Regions from separate parts of the Homo sapiens genome. Here region 2 is linked to region 1. Evidence: chromatin loops called from intact Hi-C (ENCODE). Cell type or tissue: heart right ventricle. All regions are shown on one strand. Each heading gives the region's core, and the rest is flanking DNA. Links, peaks and the distances in the headings are about the cores only. Region 1 overlaps AMBRA1 (autophagy and beclin 1 regulator 1). Region 2 overlaps HARBI1 (harbinger transposase derived 1).

The links. Hi-C counts contacts between places; a loop is a spot of excess contacts. Peaks named below come from ENCODE experiments on the same cell type or tissue, not always from the same donor. Only the 100,000 strongest peaks of a DNase experiment are listed, where the experiment ranks them.
Region 2: it touches region 1 in a loop (5-fold over the local background); 18 of 110 quality-filtered maps call a loop at or near these places.

The regions. Positions count from the first base shown.
Region 1 is chr11:46,395,772-46,407,784 of GRCh38, reverse strand. AMBRA1 (autophagy and beclin 1 regulator 1) reads left to right here. Exons shown (of 18, transcript NM_001387011.1): 18 at 9,842-11,371. The coding sequence ends at 10,335. Among named protein-coding and RNA genes, the nearest start is that of CHRM4, 10 kb to the right of the region's middle. RefSeq lists an enhancer at 1-358. In heart right ventricle, for the core only: no CTCF peak of the experiment used is centred there; no DNase peak of the experiment used is centred there; H3K27ac peaks cover 564 bases.
Region 2 is chr11:46,604,958-46,616,079 of GRCh38, reverse strand. HARBI1 (harbinger transposase derived 1) reads left to right here. Exons shown (of 3, transcript NM_173811.4): 2 at 1-512. Among named protein-coding and RNA genes, the nearest start is that of HARBI1, 6.7 kb to the left of the region's middle. In heart right ventricle, for the core only: no CTCF peak of the experiment used is centred there; no DNase peak of the experiment used is centred there.

The sequences.
Region 1 (12,013 bases), core at 4,064-6,563:
TTGAGCCATTTGCCCAGAAGAGACCATGGGAGGAAAAGCCACGGTGCACGTCAGGCAAAGAATAACAAACGTGCCTATCACCCCAGGGAATGGCTTTCTACACCGCAGTCCCCAACAGGGTATTGCGTGGTCGCTTGCGATGCCATGAACTGAGAATTTTCAAAGTGAAGTCCCTCTTTGGTCTGTAGCACAGCCCACCTCCTGCATTTGTGCTTGGTGGAAGCCCCTCGCTGGGGCCATGACCATAAGGTGGTGCTGGCTGGAGCAGCCAACCTCCGCTGTGAGCCTCTGGGAGGAGGTGGTGGAAGGCTCCTTCTGCCATCTTCAGGCCCTTTTTTGCAGGTTTCTGTGGACTCTGAGCTGCTCTGGAGTCCATTAGGCCTTTTCCAGGAAGCCTGAGGGCCAGGCAAAAGGGAACCACCACGGGCTTCTCAATGGAGCCAGCAGGCCAGCCCTCTCAGTAGGAGGCAAACCTCTCAGAGCTCCCAGTAACCCCTGACAGCGAGAGGGATTTGGAGAAGTGGGCCATTCTCTTAGGCAGCCCCTTCTTTTTATTTTTATTTATTTATTTATTTATTTTTGAGACAGAGTCTCACTCTGTCACCTAAGCTGGAGTGCAGTGGCATGATCTCGGCTCACTTCAGCCTCTGCGATCTCAGCTCACTGCAACCACCGCTTCCCGAGTTCAAGTGATTCTCCTGCCTCAGCCTCCCAAGTAGCTGGGATTACAGGCATGTGCCACCACTCCCGGCTAATTTCTGTATTTTTAGTAGAGACAGGGTTTCACCATGTTGTCCAGGCTGGTCTCGAACTCCTGACCTCGTGATCCGCCTACCTCGGACTCCCAAAGTGCTGGGATTAAAGGCGTGAGCCACCGTGCCTGGCCTGTTTTTTTATTTTTTGAGATGGAGTCTCACTCTGTCGCAGAGGCTGGAGTGCAGTGGTGCAATCTCAGCTTACTGCAACCTCTGCCTCCCAGGTTCAAGTGATTCTGTCTGCCTCAGCCTCCCGAGTAGCTGGGATTACAGGCTCCTGCCACCACTCCCAACTAATTTTTGTATTTTTTAGTAGAGACGGGGTTTCGCCATGTTGGCCAGGCTGGTCTTGAACTCCTGACCTCAAGTGATATGCCCACCTCAGCCTCCCAAAGTGCTGGGATTACAGGCGTGAGCCACCATACCTAGCCAGCCCCTTATGTGTGTTTGTAGTATGTATATATGTATGTGCAAATAGCAGTCACTGGAAGAGAGTGTTGTTTGTTTTGTTTTGTTTTTGAGATGGGGTCTCACTATGTTGCCCTTGCTGGCCTTGAACTCCTGGGATCAAGTGATCCTCCCACCTTGGCCTCCCAAAGTGCTGGAGTTACAGGTGTGAGCCACCACACCCGGACCTTTTTTTTTTTTTTTTTTTTTAATTTAAAGATAGAGTCTCAGCTGGGTGTGGTGGCTCACGCCTGTAATTCTAGCAACTTTGGGAGGCCGAGGTGGGCAGATCACTTGAGATCAGGAGTTCAAGACCAGCTGGCCAACATGGTGAAACGCTGTCTCTACTAAAAACACAAAAATTAGCCGGGCATGGTGGTGGGCACCTGTAATCCCAGCTACTGAGGTGGCTGAGGCAGGAGAATCACTTGAACCTGGGAGGCAGAGGTTGCAATGAGCCAAAATCACACCACTGCACTCCAGCCTGGGCAACAAAGCAAGACTCTGTCTCAAAAATAATAATACAATAAATAAATAAAGACAGAATCTCAGCTGGGCATGGTAGCTCACACCTGTAGTCCCAGCACTTTAGGAGGCCAAGGCAGGAGGATCTGTTGAGTCCTGGAGTTCAAGACCAGCCTGGGCAACACAGCAAAACCTTGTCTCTACTAAATATACAAAAAATTAGCCGAGCATGGTGGCACGCATCTGTAGTCCCAGCTACTCTGGAGGCTGGAGGCAGGAAGATTGCTTGAGCCTGGAAGGTGGCGACTGCAGTGAGCTGTGATATGCCACTGCACTCCAGCCTGGAAGACAGAGTGAGACCCTGTCTCAAATATAAATAAATAAATGAAATAAAGATAGAGTCTCACTCTGTCACTCAGGCTGGAGTACAGTGGCACCATCATGGCTCACTGCAGTCCTGAACTCCTAGGCTCAAGCGATCTTCCTGCCTCAGCCTACTGACTAGCTGGGACTACAGGTGTGTGCCACCATGCCTGGCTATTTTTTTAATCATTATTTTTTTTTAGAGATAGGGTCTCACCGTGTTGCCTGGGCTGGTCTTGAACTCCTAGCTTCAAGCAAGCCTCCCTTCTTGGCCTCCCAAAGTGCTGGAATTACAGGCATGAAGCACTGCACCCGGCTGGGCAGCCCTTTCTGATTTGATTTCACTGAGCTTTTACCATGTGTCAGCCACTTGGTAAAAGCGGTGAAGACAAGTAGGCCTCTCTGTCCTTCCATGAGGAGCTCGCAGTCTAGAGAGGGAGATGGGCACCTAAACTGATAATTGTTTTAGTGTGATGAGGACCTCTGGAGCATAGAGGAGGAGGGGCTTTGCCCAGCCTGTGGGGTTTAGGGGAGACTCCTGGAGGAGGTGGCCCTGAGCCTAGTCTTCAAGGATGAATAGGAGTCAGGTGAAGTAGGGTGGTGGGGAAGCATTCCTGGAGACATGTCTCAGCACATGAAATGGCACCAAGTTCAAAGACATGTTACTGCATAAAGGACCACTAATTTGTGTTCATGGCATGTCTGGTGCATGTGGAGAACTGACACTGGATGAGTGGGGAAGGCAAGTTACTGGGACTGGGCTGGGAGTGAGGCCTTCAGCCTGAAGGTGACATGCTGGGGCTCTGGGAGCAGGAGCTGCCACCTTCAGAAGTATGTCTGCTGGTGTTTCACCTCCCAGAGAATTCTCTGCTGTTTTCTTGGTTAGCATGCAGCCCATTTCTGGCTTCTAGTCAATTATAAGTTCCTTTCATTCTTTTGGGGGGATGGGGACAGAGGGTGGGGCAGAGGGAAGGAGCTCTTTTCCCTGGTTTTAGGAGGCAAGACCTGGTTCCTCGCCCCACTATCCCCTCCTCCTGTAAAGTAGAGTAGGCGGTAGAGGATGGCCCCAGCTAAGCTGAGGCTCTGGTCAGCGGGAGCAGCAGGCAGAGTGAGACCGGGCAGCTGGCTGCTTCTGCCTGCCTGCATCCCTGCATGCTCTGCGTATACCCTGTACCCACAGCTGTTCCACACACCATACCCCTTTCAGAAACCAGTCAGGGCAGGGGAGGTGTGGGTCAGAGGGTATGGGCACTTGATGGATGGGTGTCATTCTCCAGCCTTGTCCCTCCTAGGGCAAGGAGCCTTGCTCTGAGGCACTCACACCACTATTGTGCTGTCAGACTCTTCAGGGGAGCCCAGGGATCAGGGCTCTCTTTGAGCCCAGATTTCCCCATGCAGAGGCAGCTGGCAGGTTTTGTATTGACAAAACCAGAGCTGCAAGAGCATGGATAGTGAAACCCTCTGGTCAGGGAGTTCAGCTCTTCTGGGCTGGGCTAGAAGGGAGATCCCACCTGTACTCACACCTGCTACAGGCACCAAGATTTATTTATTTTGTTTTTATTTTTTGAGACAAGATCTCGCTCTTCCATCCAGGCTGGAGTACAGTGACACGAACACGGCTCACTGCAGCCTCGACCTCCTGGGCTCAAGGGATCCTCCCACCTCAGCCTCCTGGCACACGCCACCACGCCTGGCTAATTTTGTTTATTTTGTTTGTTGTAGAGACAGGGTTTCACCATGTTGCCCAGGCTGGTCTCGAACTCCTGGGCTCCAGTGATCCTCCCACCTTGGCCTCCCAAAGTACTGGGATTATAGGCGTGAGCCGCCACATGCAGCCACACAGATTTATTAATGTGGGAAGCCTGCTCTGCTTGTGGTAATTGCTGTTCTGTGCCCTGCCCCTCCCCACTCCCCTTGGCCCTTTTCTGTCAGTTAGCACCAAAGGGCTCCTAGGCTACTTCTCATTTTCTTGTTCTATAAAAATGTGGTTGAAATCCATTCAGCTCTTTCCAGGCCTTCCAGGAGGAGCCCTCCACAGGGGTATTTGCACGCGTCAGCTTTTTTGCATGTTCAACTTTAACAAGAGTTTGACTTCTCCCAGAATTTGACTCTACAGCAAGCTTTCCTACCCTGCTGGCCAAGAGCATAGCTCGAAAAGGGAGGGAAGCATTTCCTGGGCTCACCGTTGGCTTCCAGCACTGATGACAGTGCCTCCCTAGCTTGCAGTGGGCATTCAGGGCAAGCATGGAATTAATGAGTTTAGCTGAGCTGAGGCAAGGCCCTGCCTCTGAGCATGGCTGTGCCCCACTATTTGGAGAGCACCATGGCTGTGCCCCTGACCCGTAGCAAAGGTCATCTGAGCCTCTGTTTTGTCTGGTGAAGATGGTCGGTAGACCAGCAGCAGTAGCCTGGGCCCTGGGCCAGGAAAAAGCAAATGTGAAGAGGGAGGGGCTGGAAGACCAGTACTCCCAGAGGTCAGGAAGGGCAGCTCCTCCTGTGACTCTCTGAGCCTCAGTTCCCTCTTTGGCTCTTCTGGCAATGAAATCTCTAGAATTAAATATGGTTGTAGGGCATGGTGGGAACTTGTTGATCCTACCCTGGCCTCTGCTTCTAGAGTGTACCTTAGGACTTGCCAAGGAAGAGACCTCATGTGAACTCTAAATCAATTTCCTATTTTCAAAGACAAAAACAGATGCTTTTGCTACAGAGGAGGAGACTGCAGAATTAACCCCCTGTCTGCCACTGTGCCTGGATCCCTGACTGTAACTGCCATTTCCCTCTAGCCCTGGTATTTTTTCTCTTGAAGAATGTGCCAGCTCTCCTCAGTTGCTCTTAGCCTTGGCTTAGAGTTCCCAGGAGGGAAGCATAGCTCATAGTTCTGTAGGCTGAAGCTGTCCACACCGAGCCCTGGGGGAGCCATTTGTTTGTACATTTTAAAATCTTCCATTCATTCTTTTTTGAGCACTTACTTTGTGTCTGGTATTGTGTTCGGCACCATGAATTCAAGGGCACTGTGGAGGGAATTACATTGAGATGAATCCATTGTGTCTCTTCCCTCAAAGAGCAAGTCCAGAGAGAACTAGACATGTAAGTGCTTCTCCAGTGGCTCATGCCTGTAATCCCAGCACTTTGGGAGGCTGAGGCAGGCAGATCACAAGGTCAGGAGTTCGAGACCAGCCTGGCCAATGTGGTGAAACCCCATCTCTACTAAAAATACAAAAAAAAATTAGCTAAGTGTGGTGGTGCACACATGTAATCCCAGCTACTCGGGAGGCTGAGGCAGGAGAATTGCTTGAACCTGGGAGGCGGAGGTTGTAGTGAGCTGAGATCTCGCCACCGCACTCCAGCCTGGGCAACAGAGCAAGACTCCGTCTCAAAAAAATAAAATAAAATAAATGCTTCTCCCACAATGGGCAGTTACAAGACCGGTTTTCCAAGCATCCTTAAGTCTGGAGCCCCTGTGAGGAGCCTGGGAGCCCTTTTATTAATACATACATGTATTTGACAAATACACGCCCAGTGTAAACCCACGTGTTAGACTTGGCTGAAAAGAGAATACAGCTGAGTCCAAGACCTTCAGGAACTTATAGGCCAGAAGAGAGATGCCACAGCTACGGGGAGTTGTGAAGCACTGTGAGGTCCCAGAGAAGGAGCATCCCCTTCTAGCTGGGGGACCAGAGAGAAGTGGGTGGCAGAGGAGATGGGACGAGAGCATGGCACAGTGTGCACAGTGTATGCCCATCTGTGCAGGCAGGGAGCAGGGCTGCCGGGTACCTGCAGGAATGTGGGGGACAGGGCAGGAAGGTCTGCAGCATGATAAGGGTCTGGCCAGAGAGCCCTCAAATGTCAAGCTAAGGAGTTTTGACTACTGTGAGGGCTTTTGCAGCTGCTGGGTTTTGAACAGGGTGCAGACTTAACCAGAGCTCAAGTCAGCAGAGCTGAATTAGGATGGTAATAGGAACAGTGTGGAGACTAGACGGAAGGGGAGGAGACTGGAAGCAAGAAGCCCAGTTAGGACACAGTCATAGCCATAGAGAGGGGTGGCCAGGCCTGGAGCCATAGGCAAGCAAGCAGTGGGCTCAGACTTGAGTGCCAGCAGCAGGGCCTCCCGCAGAGCCTGGGAAAGCCCATCCGGGGCTCTCTGGGGGCTTGGCTGCAGCAGCACCCATAGGGCCCCAAGGCAGCCTGTTCTGCCCCTGGTAATCTACTTGAGAAGAGCTGAGCTGGGTGCGGTGGCTCATGCCTCCCAGAACTTTGGGAGGTCCAAGTGGGTGGATCACAAGGTCAGGAGTCTGATACCAGCCTGGCCAGCATGATGAAACACTGTCTCTACTAAAAATACAAAAATTAGCTGGGTATGGTGGCACATGCCTGTAGTCCCAGCTACTCGGGAGGCTGAGGCAGGAGAATTGCATGAACCCGGGAAGTGGAGGTTGCAGTGAGCTGAGATCATGTCACTGCACTCCAGTCTGGGCGACAGAGCGAGACTCTGTCTCGAAAAGAGCTGAGAATTCACTAGGCACAGCGCCTGGCACAGTGCACTCCAATGCCAGCAGGCCTCAGGCCAGCCACAGCACGCCCCAGACCATGCTGCGAGGGCTTCAGTGCACAGAGTTCTGAGAAAGCATTGGGGCTACAGTGAGCACAGGGAGGGCCCCAGGGGACCTCCCCAGGCAGCCCTTGGCTCCCAGGGTAGAATCTCTGTGGGCACCAAGGCCGTAGGTTGACTTTTTTCTTCTTACCTTCTGCCCCACTGTTAGAAGGCTTTAAAACCTGAAGATGGGGTTGACCCAGTACTCTGAGAGCCCTTCAGGTTTTCTCTCCTTCTGCCCTGGGAGCTGGAGCCGGGTGTCCCAGGAGGAAGTGGGGAAGGGCAGCCACCTTGAGGGATGGAGGGCAGTGCTTTATCAGGGGTTGTCCAGAAAAGCAAGAGAGGACATAATGCTGAGGAAGATCGTCTAAGACTGGGGCTGGGCGCAGTGACTCACCCATGTAATCCCAGCATTTTGGGAGGCCAAGGCAGGAGGATTGCTTGAGCCCAGGAGTTCAAGACCAGCCTGGGCAACACGGCGAAACCGTCTCTGCAAAAAGTACAAAAAATTAGCCAGGAGTGGTGCTTGCCTGTACTCCCTACTACTCAGGAGGCTGAGGTGGGTGGATCACTTGCACCCAAGAGGCTAAGCTACAGTGAGCCATGTTTGTACCATTGCACTCCAGTTTAGGTGACATAGCGAGACCTGGTCTCAAAAAAAAAAAAAAAAAAAAAAAAAAAAAAAAAAAACTATAGAAAGAACTAGAAGCATGAGGCTGCCAAGTACCAACAAGAAGGGTGAGAGATCTCTTGGGGCCTTAGATGCCACCAAGCTGTGAAACTGGCTGGCCTGGAAATCCAACTCTAATGAGGCAGGCAGAGAGAAGGGGATGGATGGGGTTAGGGGAGCAAAGAAAGTCTCATAAAAATAGCTGCTGGCAAGTACCCCAAAAGGAAAGAAAACTCACCATCAAAACCCCCAAAACTGCAAAATTCCAAACAGTAGCTGATGGAGACAAATCAGCAGTTCAGTGGAGCCATCCCTCGCAGCCTCAGAGCCTTGATCATAGTTGCCCACGGTCTTGGCCTGGTTCTCACCCTACCAAGAGCTGAGCAGAAAGCTGGAAGGGAGGTCCCACAGCAATAGAGCTCCACTGCTGCAGACCCCAAGTTAATCACAACAGGCACCGTTGACCAAGTGCCTGGGCTGTGCGTTAGCTCCTTTTCTCTCTCCAGCACCGTGCAAGGTAGATGTTAGGGATTTTTTTCAAGGTCACCCAGCAAGCAAGTGACAGCTGAGATTTGAGCCGAAGTCTTTTCTGTTCCCACACAAGGGAATGCTCAGGCATTTCTGCAGAGGGAGTGGCGGACAGATCCTTCTCTCCCTCCCTAGACCTGGGTCCTGTGCTGGTCAGTTGACTCTTTTCCGGGAAATATGGCATCAGGCATTGAGCCCCAGGAGAACAATAACTGGGGAATAGCTTGTGAAGACTGGGGGGTAAAGGGAAAGAAGAGAAGGAAACAGCCCTTCCAAGGAACAGTTAAAACTCTCAGCTTCTGACCAGGCACGGTGGCTCACGCCTGTAATCCCAACACTTTGGGAGGCCTAGGTGGGCGGATCGCCTGAAGTCAGGAGGTCGAGAGCAGCCTGGCCAACATGGTGGAACCCCATCTCTACTAAAAATACAAAAAATTAGCCAGGTGTGGTGGGAGCCTGTAATCCCAGCTACTCAGGAGGCTGAGGCAGGAGAATCGCTTGAACCTGGGAGGTGGAGGTTGCAGTGAGCCAAGATTGTGCCACTGCACTTCAGCCTGAGTGACAAGAGCAAAACTCCATCTCAAAAAACAAAGGCTGGGCACGGTGGCTCATGCCTATAATCCCAGCCTTTTGGGAGGCTGAGGCAGGCAGATTACCTGAGGTCAGGAGTTCGAGACTGGCCTGGCTAACATGGTGAAACCCCGTCTCTACTAAAAATACAAAAATTAGCTGGGTGTGGTGGCGGGCACCTGTAATCCCAGCTACTCGGAGGCTGAGGCGGAAGAATGGCTTGAACCCAGGAAGTGGAGGTTGCAGTGAGCTGAGATCGCATCATTGCACTCCAGCCTGGGCGACTAGAACAAAACTCCATTTCAAAAAAATAAATAAATATGGCCAGGCGTGGTGGCTCACGCCTGTAATCCTAGCACTTTGGGAGGCCGAGGAGGGTGGATCACCTGAGGTCAGGAGCTCGAAACCAGCCTGGCCAACATGGGGAAACACCATCTCTACTAAAAATACAAAAATGAGCCAGGTATGATGGTGCATGCCTGTAATCCCAGCTACTTGGGAGGCTGAGGCAGGATAATTGCTTGAACCCGGGAGGCGGAGGTTGCAGTGAGCCAAGATCACACCACTGCACTCCAGCTTGGGTGACAGAGCAAGACTCTGTCTCAAAAATAAATAAAATAGGCCAGGCGCAGTGGCTCACACCTGTAATCCCAACACTTTGGGAGGCTGAGGTGGGCAGATCACGAGATCAGGAGATCAAGAACATCCTGGTTAACATGGTGAAACCCTGTCTCTACTAAAAATATAAAATTAGCTGGGTGTGGTGGCGGGCACCTGTAGTTACTCAGGAGGCCGAGGCAGGAGAATGGTGTGAACCCAGGAGGTAGAGCTTGCAGTGAGCTGAGATCGCACCACTGCACTCCAGCCTGGGTGAAAGAGTGAGACTCCATCAATCAATCAATCAATATAAAAATAACTCTCAGCTTCCTCAGGGGCTTTGAGGAGGTAACACAAAACTACGCTGAAGGAAGACAGCATTGTAATGAAGCAGAGCAGACTGTTTCCCTTTGGGCCACACCCATAGGGTACCTACTCTCTTTGCAGAGAAAGGGTGGCATACCCCAGCTCAGCCCTAGGTCTGCTGAGTTTCCACAACAGGGAGCAGGCAGACAAAACCAGCTGTCTGAACCTGCCTTCTCGCATGCTAAGCTGCCACTGGTGCTGAGAGAACTCATTGAGGCCAACCTGCTGCCTTCTGGGCCAGTGCTGCCTCTTAACTGGCCATCCTAGGCCTCAGTTTCCCCACCAGTAAAACAGAAGTATGGATTGTGAACATTTTGGGGGTTTTGTCTAGCTTTCAAGACTCGGATTGGTTTTCACAGTGATGGAGCGAGTCTTTCTCTATCCTGCGTTTAGTCAAGAATCCCCCAGCTGCTACCGGTGGCTGCCCACCTGCCTCAGAGGCCCAGGCCAGCAGCCAATTCGCTCTCTCTTCTGCTTTGTATCTGCCAGGTGAGGGTTCAGAGTATGGTGCCAGTGGAGAAGATGCGCTCAGCAGGATCCAGAGGCTGATGGCGGAGGGCGGCATGACAGCCGTGGTGCAGCGGGAGCAGAGCACCACCATGGCCTCCATGGGCGGCTTCGGCAACAACATCATCGTCAGCCACCGCATTCACCGCAGCTCTCAGACGGGCACTGAACCTGGTGCCGCCCACACCTCCTCACCCCAGCCCTCCACCTCTCGGGGACTGCTCCCAGAGGCCGGGCAACTGGCAGAGCGAGGCCTAAGCCCCCGGACAGCTTCCTGGGACCAGCCTGGTACCCCTGGGCGGGAGCCAACCCAGCCAACCCTGCCCTCTTCCTCCCCTGTCCCCATTCCTGTTTCCCTTCCCAGCGCTGAGGGACCAACCCTCCACTGCGAGTTGACCAATAACAACCACCTTCTGGATGGTGGCAGCAGCAGGGGGGACGCTGCAGGCCCTAGGGGAGAACCACGGAACAGGTAGAGACAAACGTTGCACTGGTGCCTCCCCTCGAACCGCCAAGCAGAAACCGGACCTCACAGCTGACTGGGAACTGGACATGTGGAAGAGCTGCTGGCTGCATCAGGGAACAGGAGGAGGAAGAGGGTCAGGGTGGAGAGGAAGATCAGTCAGTGGGCACAAGACAGTCAAATGGGCAAGGCCTGCCTCGGGGAACTAGAACCTTCCAGGATCTGGAGCCCGGGAGAGCCACACTGTGGGCTTAATGTGAATAGAGGAACAAGTGGGTATCTCTGCCAGGCACCCCACTTTCTCCTAGTAACATGGGCTCAGGGGACTCAGCCCTGGACAGAGAGCCTCCAGAGAGTGAACAGTCTTCCAGATCTGGGCCAATCATCCTGGACAGAGGCCCGCGAGGCAGCTTTGCCCTGTCCACCTGTTGGGTGGGCAGAGCCACCAGGAACCCAGACACCACCTCCAACTCTGAGCCTTCCAGAGCTTCAGCCTCTCTTCGTCGTCTTACCCCACTGAAACCAACAGGGATCGGGCCAGGCTCCCAGATTCTTGAGGACAGGGACTTCGGCATTTACTAATGGGGGACTACTGTGGGGTAAGGGGGCGCCTGCTTGCCTGATACAGGATGGGGTCAAGGGACAGTGGGCAGGTCCTCACTCAGGAGTGGGGGGTGTAGGCTGGCCAGCCCCCAGGGCTTGTCCACCAGTCTTCTCCCCGCAAGGCCCTCAGAGCAGCGCCTGTGGGTGTCAGTATTACCTGAGCCTAGGCCAAAGCTAGCCCAAGGCTGGGGAAGGGGAGGAGACTCCAGGTCAGAATGTGAGGTCTCAGTCTGTGATTTAAGGTGTTGCATGTGGACTCTTAACTGTACGTGTAGTTTCTAGTGGAGAAATCAAGGCTCTGATCATTTTGTTTTTAGTATGAAAATGTGATTTCCTTTCTGTTTGTAACTCATCATAGAAACATTGTGGTGGGAGGAGAGGGGATAGTCTACAGCTAATGAGGGAAACACCAAAGATCACATCATTAAAATGATGACATGCCCCTCGCCAGGCTCCTCTCTCTTATTTCCAAGGAGGATGGGGGAGGGGTGGGGATTGGGAAGTGAGGGGCATTGAACTGGGCCAGGCCCAGGTTCTCCCGGCACTGTTTCTGGTGCTCTCCTAGTGGGGTGCAGTGGACCCCTCTGACCCCTTCGCCAGAGCTGGTCAGGTGAGGGCTGCCACCTCTGCTTCATACCACTTCTCTGTACGCCACCACTTCCTGCTTCCCCAGGGCCTGCTACAGACTGGGGCCACCTTCCAGTGCCAGGGTGAGTATGTAGGAAGGAACGACAGAAGGCTATTCATCCTAATAGCTTCCCACCCAGGACTACAGGCCTGAAGTGATGTAACTGGCCAGAAACCTGGATCCCCTCCAGTCCTGGGAAAGCACGCACAGCAGGTGTCCAGCCTGCTAGGCAGGTGGAGGGGCTTGGTCCTATCTGCAGGCAAGGTGCCAGTTGCTAGCTGCTCAGGTCTCCCTTGACTGTGTCTTCCCTACAGTGGCCGAAAGGCCTGCTCTATTCGTGGGCTTTGGCTGCTTGAAAGCTTCCAGCTGGCCAGGCGTGGTGGCTCACGCCTGTAATCCCAGCACTTTGGGAGACCGAGACAGGCGGATCACTTGAGGTCAGGAGTTTGAGACCAGCCTG
Region 2 (11,122 bases), core at 2,123-4,622, 210 kb before region 1:
GGGGGCGAATCTTTCTAGGCCTACTCAGCGATCCAGGGCTATTAGCCCAGAGACACAGGTCCTTGCAGCATTGGGTTTTTATACCTCAGGTTCCTTCCAGACTCGGATGGGAGATGCCATTGGAATCAGTCAGGCGTCTATGAGTCGTTGTGTTGCCAATGTCACTGAAGCACTTGTGGAAAGGGCCTCACAGTTCATTCGCTTTCCAGCTGATGAAGCCTCCATTCAGGCTCTGAAGGATGAATTCTATGGGTTGGCAGGGATGCCAGGGGTGATGGGGGTGGTTGACTGTATCCATGTGGCCATCAAGGCACCAAATGCTGAAGACCTCTCCTATGTGAACCGAAAAGGCCTGCATTCTTTAAACTGCCTGATGGTGTGTGACATTAGAGGGACACTAATGACCGTGGAGACAAACTGGCCCGGCAGCCTACAGGACTGTGCTGTGCTGCAGCAGTCTTCCCTCAGTAGTCAGTTTGAAGCGGGTATGCACAAAGATAGCTGGCTTCTGGGTAAGTTTGCAAGTGTGAATTTTCATTTTGTTTGGAGGCATAGAAAAGTTATGTAGGCTGGGGGCGGTGGCTCACACAACCCCAGCACTTTGGGAGGCTGAGGCGGTAGATCACCTGAGGTCAAGAGCTGGAGACCAGCCTGGCCAACATGGTGAAATCTTGTCTCTACTAAAAATACAAAAATTGGGCATGGTGGCAGGCGCCTGTAGTTCCAGCTACTCGGGAGGCTGAGGCAGGACAATCGCTTGAACCCAGAAGGCAGAGGTTGCAGTGAGCCGAGATGGCGCCATTGCACCCCCACCTGGGCAACAGAGCAAAAACTCCATCTCAAAAAAAAAAAAAGAAAGAAAGAAAAGGGACCGCACGTGTAGCTCATGCCTGTTATCCTAGCACTTTGGGAGGCCGAGGCAGGCAGATCACCTGAGGTTGGGAGTTTAAGACCAGCCTGACCAACATGGAGAAACCCCGTCTATACTAAAAATACAAAATTAGCCGGGCGTAGTAGCGCATGCCTGCAATCCCAGCTACTCGGGAGGCTGAGGCAGGAGAATCGCTTGAACCCGGGAGGCGGAGGTTGCGGTTAGCCAAGATCGCGCCAGTGCACTCTAGCCTGGGCAACAAGAGCAAAACTCCATCTCAAAAAAAAGAAAAAGAAAAATTATGTAGTGGAGTAGAATGAGATATGGCAGTCTGTAGAGCTGAGTCTCAGTCCTGTCAGTTTTTTATGAGACCTCAGGTGAGAATTTTCTTAGCCTTAATTTTTAAAAAATCAACATTTAATAGACATTATTAAAACTTTAAAGCATACTGTTAGAGCCAGCACAGTGGCACGTACTAGTACAACTGGTAATTGTAATTCCAACTATCTGGGAGGCTAAGGCAAGAGGATCACTTGAGCCTGGACCTTGAGACCAGCCTGAGCAAGATAGCAAGACCCTGTCTCCAAAACAATTAAACTTTTTTTTCTTATTTTATTTTTATTTTTTTTATTTTGTGTAGAGGCAGAGTCTCACTATGTTGACCAGACTAGTCTTGAGCTCCTGGCCTCAAGCTATCCTCCCATCTGAGCCTCCCAAAGCTCTGGGAATATGGCTGTAAGCCACCACACCAACGTAAAAAAAAATTATTATTATTATTATTATTGAGACAGAGTTTTGCTCTTTTTGCCCAGGCTGGAGTGCAATGGTGCGATCTTGGCTCACTGCAACCTCCGCCTCCCAGGTTCAAGCAATTCTGCCTCAGCCTCCTGAGTAGCTGGGATTATAGGCATGCGCCACTATGCCCAGCTAATTTTGTATTTTTAGTAGAGACGGGGTTTCACCATGTTGGTCAGGCTGCTCTCGAACTCCCAACCTCAGTTGATCTGCCCATCTCAGCCTCCCAAAGTGCTGGGATTACAGGCGTGAGCCACCATGCCCAGCCTATATATATATATATATTAATAAATGTATTTTATGTTATTTCACCCAGCTCTTCTACTCCTAAGAATTTATCTTACAGGTATATATTTATACATATGCAAAACAAAATTGCATACAAGAATTTTTATTGCAAACAATAGCTGCAGCAACAAAAACAACCTTATAAAAACAATCCTGTCTGGGTGCGGTGGCTCCTGCCCGTAATCCCAGCACTTTGGGAAGTCAAGGTGAGAGGGTCACTTGAATCCAGGAGCTCGAGATTAGCCTGGGCAACAAAGCGAGACAATGTCTCTCAGAAAAGTAATAATAATATAAATAAGCAAACAAATAAATGAAACAATCCCCTGAAATAAAGCCAAAATACTGCTGGGTGCGGTAGCTCACGACTGTAATCCCAGCACTGTGTGAGGCCATGGAGGGTGTATCACCTGAGGTCAGGCGTTCAAGACCAGCCTGTCCAACATAGTGAAACCCCGCCTCTACTGAAAATACAAAAATTATCAGGGCATGGTGGTGCGCGCCTATAATCCCAGCTACTTGGGAGGCTGAGGTAGGAGAATCGATTGAACCTGGGAGGTGGAGGTTGCAGTGAGCCAAGATCGTGCCACTGCACTCCAGCCTGGGCAACAGAGGGAGACTCTGTCTCAAAAAAAAAAAAAAAAAAAAAGCCAACATACTTATCAGGACTGTCCAGAATTGTTTAAGTATTGTACATCCATACAATTGAGCCTTAATTTTTATCTGGCTCTGCTAATCATCTGTAAAATGATTAATCTGACACCAACCACAGTAATATCTATTGTGGGGATTAGGTAATATATATGAAAGTTACCTATGAAGTATTGTATAGATATTCAAATGTGGCCAGTTGTGGTGGCTCACGCCTATAATCTCAGCACTTCAGGAGACCAAGGCGGTGGATCACCTGAGGTCAAGAGTTGGAGTTCAAAACCAGCCTGGCCGACATGGTCAAACCCCTTCTCTACTAAAAACACAAAATTTAGCTGGACATGGTGGCGCATGCCTGTAGTCCCATCTACTTGGGAAGCTGAGGCAGGAGAATTGCTTGAGCCTGGGAGGCAGAGGTTGCAGTGAGCTGAGATCACACTACTGCACTCCAGCCTGGGCGATGGAGCAAGACTCCATCTCAAAAAAAAAAAAAAAAAAAAAAAAAAATCCGGGTGTGGTGGCTCATGCCTATAATCCCAGCACTTTTGGAGGCCAAGGCAAGCGGATCACCTGATGTCAGGAGTTCAAGACCAGCCTGGCCAACGTGGTGAAACCCCTTATCTACTAAAAATACAAAAAATTAGCTGGGCGTGGTGGCAGGCACCTATAATCTCAGCTACTTGGGAGGCTGAGGCAGGCGAATTGCTTGAACCCGGGAGGCAGAGGTTGCAGTGAGTCGAGATCGCACCATTGCACTCCAGCCTGGGCAACAAGAACGAAACTCTGTCTCAAAAAAAAAAAAAAAAAATTATTTTTGCATTGTTGATTGTCACTGTGATATCTGCATAAAAATGATAGTAGACAATGCATGTACACAATTCTTATTGTAGCAACTCACTTCACAGATCTGCCCGAGTTCCATTGGAAAGACTGGCTTACTGTTATGAGTAGAACAAGAATCTATTCAACATTCAGCAGTGTGAACCAAGGTGACTGTACAGCTCTGAGGAGTGCAGTTAGCAGTGATAAAACCCTTGAATCCAGCAGCTTAGTTTTTTGTTTTTTGGGTTTGTTTTTTTTTTAATGTGCTACTTTTATATGAGCATCAGGACAAGGGTTATCTTGTATACAACATATAAGAGATGAAAGCTACGTTAAGGATTAGAAGACTTCTCTAACTTTTGTTTTTTTGAGATTGGGTCTTGTTATGTTGCCCAGGCTGGTCTCAAGCAATCCTCTGGCCTCAGCCCAGGCTCATAATACCAGTAGCTGGTATCACAGACATACACCACCACACCCAGCTAATCACTACCACTAATCATATCTGCACTGCACATGCTCATTGCACAGTGCTTGTTGTGAGTTGATGCTCAGGAAATACTTCTCTTTAACATGTTTACTAGCACTTTAAAGAGAAACCTCCTGTGTTCCAAGTGGGCAAAGACTACACTGATGGGTGTAGAGCTGCCAGGGTACCACGTGTAATATCCTGGAGCTTACTGAGTTTCTTGATTGTTGCTTCTCCGTACTATTTTTAGTGCACCACCTTCTTGCTACTCTACTGGACCTTTATCTTAAACACACCTTTTGCCTATTTTGAGCTTTCAAATTTTATTTTCATACAACTCACACCAAGAAGTGTGGGAAAGTAGATTTTGCAATTGTTTCATCTGGCCATTTCTTCTGTAGCTGTGGGAGTACTTGGGTTCCAAGCTGATTTCTTATGAATCTCTTCACTTTGGTTCCCCCCACCTTTTTTTTTTTTTTGTCACGGGGTCTCACTCTGTCACCCAGGCTGGAGTGCAGTGGTGTGATTATGACTCACTGCAGCCTTGACCTCCTGGGCTCAATTGATCCTCCTACCTCAGCCTACCGAGTAGCTGGGACTACAGATGCACACCACCATGCTGGGCTAATTTTTGTATTTTTGGTAAAGCTGGCGTTTTGTCATGCTGCCCAGGCTGGTCTCGAACCCCTAGGCTCAAGCAGTTAGCCCACCTTGTACTCCCAAATTGCTGGAATTACAGGCATGAGCTACTGCACCCTGCCCGGTTCCCTAACTATTAAGCCAGCTAAAACTTAGCCCTTAAAATTTGACAGGCAATATTGTAAGCATTTTGCATCAATTATATCACTTAATGCTTATAAAAACTCTTTAAGAGTTAAATAATAGCCGGGCACGGTGGCTCACGCCTGTAATCCCAGCACTTTGGGAGGCCGAGGTGGGCGGATCACGAGGTCAGGAGATCCAGACCATCCTGGCTAACACAGTGAAACCTCATCTCTACTAAAAATACAAAACATAAGCCAGGCGTGGTGGCAGGCGCCTGTAGTCCCAGCTACTCCGGAGGCTGAGGCAGGAGAATGGCGTGAACCCGGGAGGTGGAGTTTGCAGTGAGCCGAGATCACGCCACTGCACTCCAGCCTGGGAGACAGAGCAAGACTCTGTCTCAAAAAAAAAAAAAAAAAAAAAGAGTTAAATAATAATAATATTAACATTTTTACAAAAGAGGAGACTGAGGCACATAACATTTAAGTCGCTTGTGTTTCAGTGTTTAAATCAGATCATAGGACGAATTACTTTATTTGGCAAATATTCCTGGTAAGGACTTCTTTTTCTTCCCACCTTGGGATCCAAGATTCAGTTGGAATTATGGCTTTAAAGTAGTTTTTTACATTGTTTATAGTAAATAGTTGAAAATTAGTAAAAATTCTGATAAATAACTTTTCTGATGCCCCTCTCTACAGAAAGAGTAGGAGTGGGAAAAATGGATACTGTAGCAACATTTAACGAATGTTTATTTATTTATTTATTTTTTGAGACGGAGTCTCGCTCTGTCGCCCAGCTGGAGTGCAGTGGTGCGATCTCGGCTCACTGCAAGCTCCGCCTCCCGGGTTCACAGCACTCTCCTGCCTCAGCCTCCGGAGTAGCTGGGACTATAGGCGCCCGCCACCACGCCCAGCTAATTTTTTGTATTTTTAGTAGAGATGGGGTTTCACTGTGTTAGCCAGGATGGCCTCCATCTCCTGACCTCTTGATCCGCCCGCCTTGGCCTCCCAAAGTGCTGGGATTACAGGCGTGAGCCCACCGCGCCTGGCCTTTTTATTATTTTATATATATATATATATATTATATACATACACACACATGTATTTTTGAAACAGGGTCTCACTCTGTCACCCACGCTGGAGTGCACTGGCATGATCACAACTTATTGAAGCCTTGACCTCCTGGGCTCAATTGATCCTCCCACATCAGTCTACCGAGTAGTTGGGACCATAGGTGCCTGCCATCATGCCTGGCTAATTTTGTTTTAAATTTTTTGGCTGGGCGCTGTGACTCATGCCTGTAATCCCAGCACTTTGGGAGGCCAAAGCGGGTGGATCACCTGAGGTCAGGAGTTTGAGACCAGCCTGGCCAACATGGTGAAACCTCATCTCTACAAAAAATACAAAAATTACCCAGGCATGGTGGTGGGCACTTGTAGTCCTAGCTATTCAGGAGGCTGAGGCAGGAGAATCACTTGAACCTGGGAGGTGGAGGTTGCAGTGAGCCGAGATTGCACCATTGCACTCTAGCCTGGGCAACAGAGTGAGACTTACTCTCAAAAAAAAAAAAAAAAAAAATTCTTTTATTTATTTATTTTTTTTTTTGTAGAGTCTGGGTCTCACTGTGTTGCCCAGGCAGGTCTCAAACTCCTGAGCTCAGCCAGTCCACCTCAGCCTCCCAAAGTGCTGGGATTACAGGTATGAGCCACTGTGCCTGGTCAGCAAGTGTTTATTAAAGCTAGTTTTGGTGTGAGGCATGAAGAAATCTTGGAATATACCTGTGGAAGTTGAAGATGTGGAAACTGATTTCCTCAGGCCGGGCGTGGTGGCTCACGTCTGTGGATCACTTGAGGTCAGGACTTCCAGACCAGCTGGTCAACATGCTGAAACCCTGTCTCTACTAAATATACAAAAATTACCCAGGCACGGTGGCGTGAGCCTGTGATTCCAGCTACTCAGGAGGCTGATGCAGGAGAATTGCTTGATCCTGGTAGGTGGAGGTTGCAGTGGGCGGAGATCCTGCCACTGCATTCCAACCTGGATGACAGAGTGAGACTCCATCTTAAAAAAAAAAAGAAAAGTGGCTCACGCCTGTGATCCCAGCACTTTGGGAGGCCAAGGCAGGTGGATAACGAGGTCAGAGGTTCAAGACAAGCCTGGCCAAGATGGTGAAACCCCATCTCTACTAAAAATACAAAAATTAGCCTGGTGCTAATTTTAGCCAGGTGCTAAATCCCAGCACTTTTGGAGGCCAAGGCGGGCACATCACCTGAGGTCAGAAGTTTGAGACCAGCCTGGCCAAGATGGTGAAATCCCATCTCTTCTAAAAATATAAAAATTAGCCAGGTGTGGTGGCAGGCGCCTGTAATCCCAGCTACTCGGGAGGCTGAGGCAGGAGAATCGCTTGAACCTGGGAGGCGGAGGTTGCAGTGAGCTGAGATCACGCCATTGCACTCTAGCCTGGGGGACAAGAGCGAGACTTTGCCTCAAAAAAAAAAAAAGAAAAAAAAAATTTGTCAGGTGCGGTGGCTCAAGCCTGTAATCCCAGCACTTTGGGAGGCCGAGGCAGGCAGATCACCTGAGGTCAGGAGTTCAAGATTAGCCTGGCCAACATGGTGAAACCCTGTCTCTACTAAAAATACAAAATTAGCCGGGCCTGGTGGCGCATGCCTGTAATCCCAGCTACTCGAGTGGCTGAGGCAGGAGAATTGCTTGAACCCAGGAGGCGGAGGTTGTAGTGAACCAAGATTCTGTGACTGTACTCCAGACTGGGCTGGAGACTGTATCTCCAAAAAAAAAAAAAAATTTTTTTTTTAATTGCCAGGCATGGTGGCGTGTGCCTGTAGTCCCAGCTTACTCAGGAGGCTGACCTGGGAGGATCACTTGAGCCTAGGAGTTCAAGGCTGCAGTGAGCTACGATCGTGCTATTGCACTCCAGTCTGGGCAACAGAGAGATACCCTAAATCATTCATATGAATAGACAGATTTGGAAAACACTAGTCTCTAAAGGTTGTGTGGACAGTGGGAGTAATTATGGGAAGATTGGCAGGATTATAAGGAATGACAAGATGTTAAAAGAGAGAATAGATGGCTAATTGTATTTTTGTTGTTGTTGTTGTTGTTGTTGTTTGAGATGGAGTTTCGCTCTTGTTGCCCAGGCTGTGGTGCAATGGGGCGATCTCAGCTCACTGCAACCTGTGCCTCCTGGGTTCAAGCAATTCTCCTGCCTCAGCCTCCTGAGTAGCTGAAATTACAGGTGCCTGCCACCATGCCCAGCTAATTTTTGTATTTTAGTAGAGACGGGGCTTCACCACGTTGGTCAGGCTGGTCTCAAACTCCCAACCTCAGGTGATCCACCCACTGTGGCCTCCCAAAGTGCTGGGATTACAGGCATGAAGCCCTGCACCTGGCCGCCTAATTGTATTTTAAGAAACAACCCTTAGGTTTGAGGAACAGTTCTAGATTTGTCAAACCTAGAACTAGCTGTGAGCCTCTGGCCTTTTTTTTTTTTTTTTTTGCATTATTTTTCCTACGATATTATCCATTCCTGTCCTCATTCTCATCTGTCCCTTCAGAATGCATTATCTAAATTCCCCTCTAAATATACCTATTCCTGCAAACAATTCAGCCTCAGTTCTTATTTCTTTAGCTCTTGGCCTAGTCCTATTAAGCAGCTTTGGGTAAGATCTGCCAAAATGTCTTGTGGATGACTGATCATATAAGCAATTGTAATCTGTTTAGCAATTCTGATCCTAATCCCCTCTTGAGTGTCTGTTTTCCAGTAGTGCTTGGTTTATAACCATTTAGTGAGGGTAGAGCAATTTTACAAAAGGTCTCCTTTAGCTTTTCCTGTATATCTCCTCCATTTAAGACTCATACCATTTCTTAGAGAAACTTTAACAAGGATCATTTAGCATCTCCAGTTTTCAGTATTCATCTTACTTATTTTATTCTCTTTTACAGCATTATATTCTTGTTTTATTATGCTCTTGTTTTAGTATTCTGAGTCTGAAATTAGCATTTAGTGACTAGGTCTTTCCTTTGCCTAACATATCAAAGGATGACGAACATATACTTTGATCTTCTCATTTGAAAAATAAGTTCAATATCTAACCTAGCAGAGTTGGGATTGCATAATAAGAGATAATCTTTTTTTTTTTTTTTTTTTTGAGACAGTCTCACCCTGTCGCCTTGGCTGGAGTGCAGTGGCGTGATCTCGGCTCACTGCATCCTCTACCTCCCAGGTTCAAACAGTTTTCTACCTCAGCCTCCTGTAGCTGGGGCTACAGGCACGCACCACCATGCCTGGCTAATTTTTGTATTTTTAGTAGAGATGGGGTTTTGCTGTGTTGACCAGACTGGTCTCAAACTCCTGACCTCAGGTGATCCGCCTGCCTTAGCCTCTCAAAGTGCTGGGATTACAGGTGTGAGCCACCGTGCCCAGCCTGATAATCTTTAAAAAGTACCAGCTGGGTGTGGTGGTCACACCTGTAATGTCAGCACCTTGGGAGGTGAAGCAGGTGGGAGTTCCTCCTGAAGCGGGAGGAATGCTTGAGGCCAGGAGTTCAGGGTCAGCCTAGCAACATAACAAGACCCTGTCTCTACAAAAAGTTTAAAAATTAGCTGGGTGTTGTGGCATGTGCCTGTAATCCCAGCTACTCAGGAGGGTGTGTTGGGAGGATTGCTTGAGCTCAGGAGTTTGAGGTTGCAGTGAGCTATGATCATACCACTGCACTTCAGCGTGGGCAACAGAGTGAGACTCTGTCTCAAAAAACAAAACTAAAGTAAAGTAAATAAATATTGAAAATAAAGTTAGGCCAGGCATGGTGGCTCACGATTGTAATCCCAGCACTTTGGGAGGCCAAAGGGAGCGGATCATCTGAGGTTGGGAGTTTGAGACCAGCCTGGCCAACATGGTGAAATCCCCATCTCTACTAAAAATACCAAAATTAGCCAGTCATGGTGGTACATGCCTGTAGTCCCAGCTACTCAGGAGACTGAGGTAGGAGAATAGCTTCAACCCGGGAGGCAGAGGTTGCAGTGAGCCGAGATTGCACCACTGCACTCCAGCCTGGGCGACAGAGTGAGGCTCCGTCTCAAAAAAAAAAAAAGTACCAGCACAGTACATGCTACATAGTAGGTGTTCAATGAGTCATGGATATTATTTTTCATTATTATTTATAGCATCAGTTTCTTAAATTCATTATTTAGTAGGGTTATGTTCAATAAAAAGAAAAGGTTATGGCCGGGCGTGGTGTCTCACGCCTGTAATCCCAGCACTTTGGGAAGCCGAAGGGGGTGGATCGCATGAGGTCAGGAGTTTGAGACCAGCCTGGCCAGCATGGTGAAACCCCATCTCTACTAAAAATACAAAAATTAGCTGGGCGTGGTGGCAGGTGCCTGTAATCCCAGCTACTTGGTAAGGTGAGGCAGGAGAATTGCTTGAAACTGTGAGGCGGAGGTTGCAGTGAGCCGAGATCATGCTACTGCACTTCAGCCTGGGCAGAGTGAGACTCTCAAAAAAACAAACAAACAAACAAAAAACTGGGTGCGGTGGCTCATGCCTGGAATCCCAGCCCTTTGGGAGGCCGAGGTGGGTGGATCATGAAGTCAGGAGATCGTGACCAGCCTGGCCAACATGGTGAAACCCCGTCTCTACTAAAAACACAAAAAATTAGCCGGGCGTGGTGGCGTGTGCCTGTAGTCCCAGCTACTCAGGAGGCTGAGACAGGAGAATTGCTTAAACCTGGGAGGTGGAGGTTGCAGTGAGCTGAGATTGCACCACTGCACTCCAGCCTGGGCAACAGAGCAGACTGTCAAAAAAAAAAAAAAAAAAAAAAAGGTTATACCTGGGAGGGGAAAAGTCAGCTAAATAGTAAATTTGAAAATTTTGTGAGACTTCTTAGATATTTACAGTTAATCCAGAAATGTAAGCTCCTGCTCGGCGCTGTAATTCCAGGGCTTTGGGAGGTCGAGGTGGGTGGATTGTTTGGGCACGGGACTTAAGAGACCAGCCTGGGTAACATAGTGAAACCTCCTCTCTAGAAAACATTAAAAATTTTGCCAGGCATGGTGGCGCATGCCTGTGGTCCCAGATATTCGGGAGGCTGAGGTAGGAGGCTGGAAGGTTGAGGCTGCAGCGAACTGTTATCACTCCACTGCATTCCAGCCTGGGTGACAGAGCAAAACTCTGTCTCCAAAAAAATAAATGTAAGCGCCTAAAAGAAATGAGCCCTGTATGTTGGGAACAGTGCCTACCACTGTCTGAACAGTCCAGAACTATTTACTGAAATTGATGGTGGGGCAGGAACACAGTGGTATGCAAACTGGTACTCCAGGGCCTATTTGTCTCTCAAATTTCTAAGAGGTTTTGCCTCTGTGCGGGACATCTCATCTGCCAGATGTAGTGACAGTGAGTCAGGACAAGAAAGCATTATACTAACATTGTGCTGTTGGATCAGGGCATTGCAC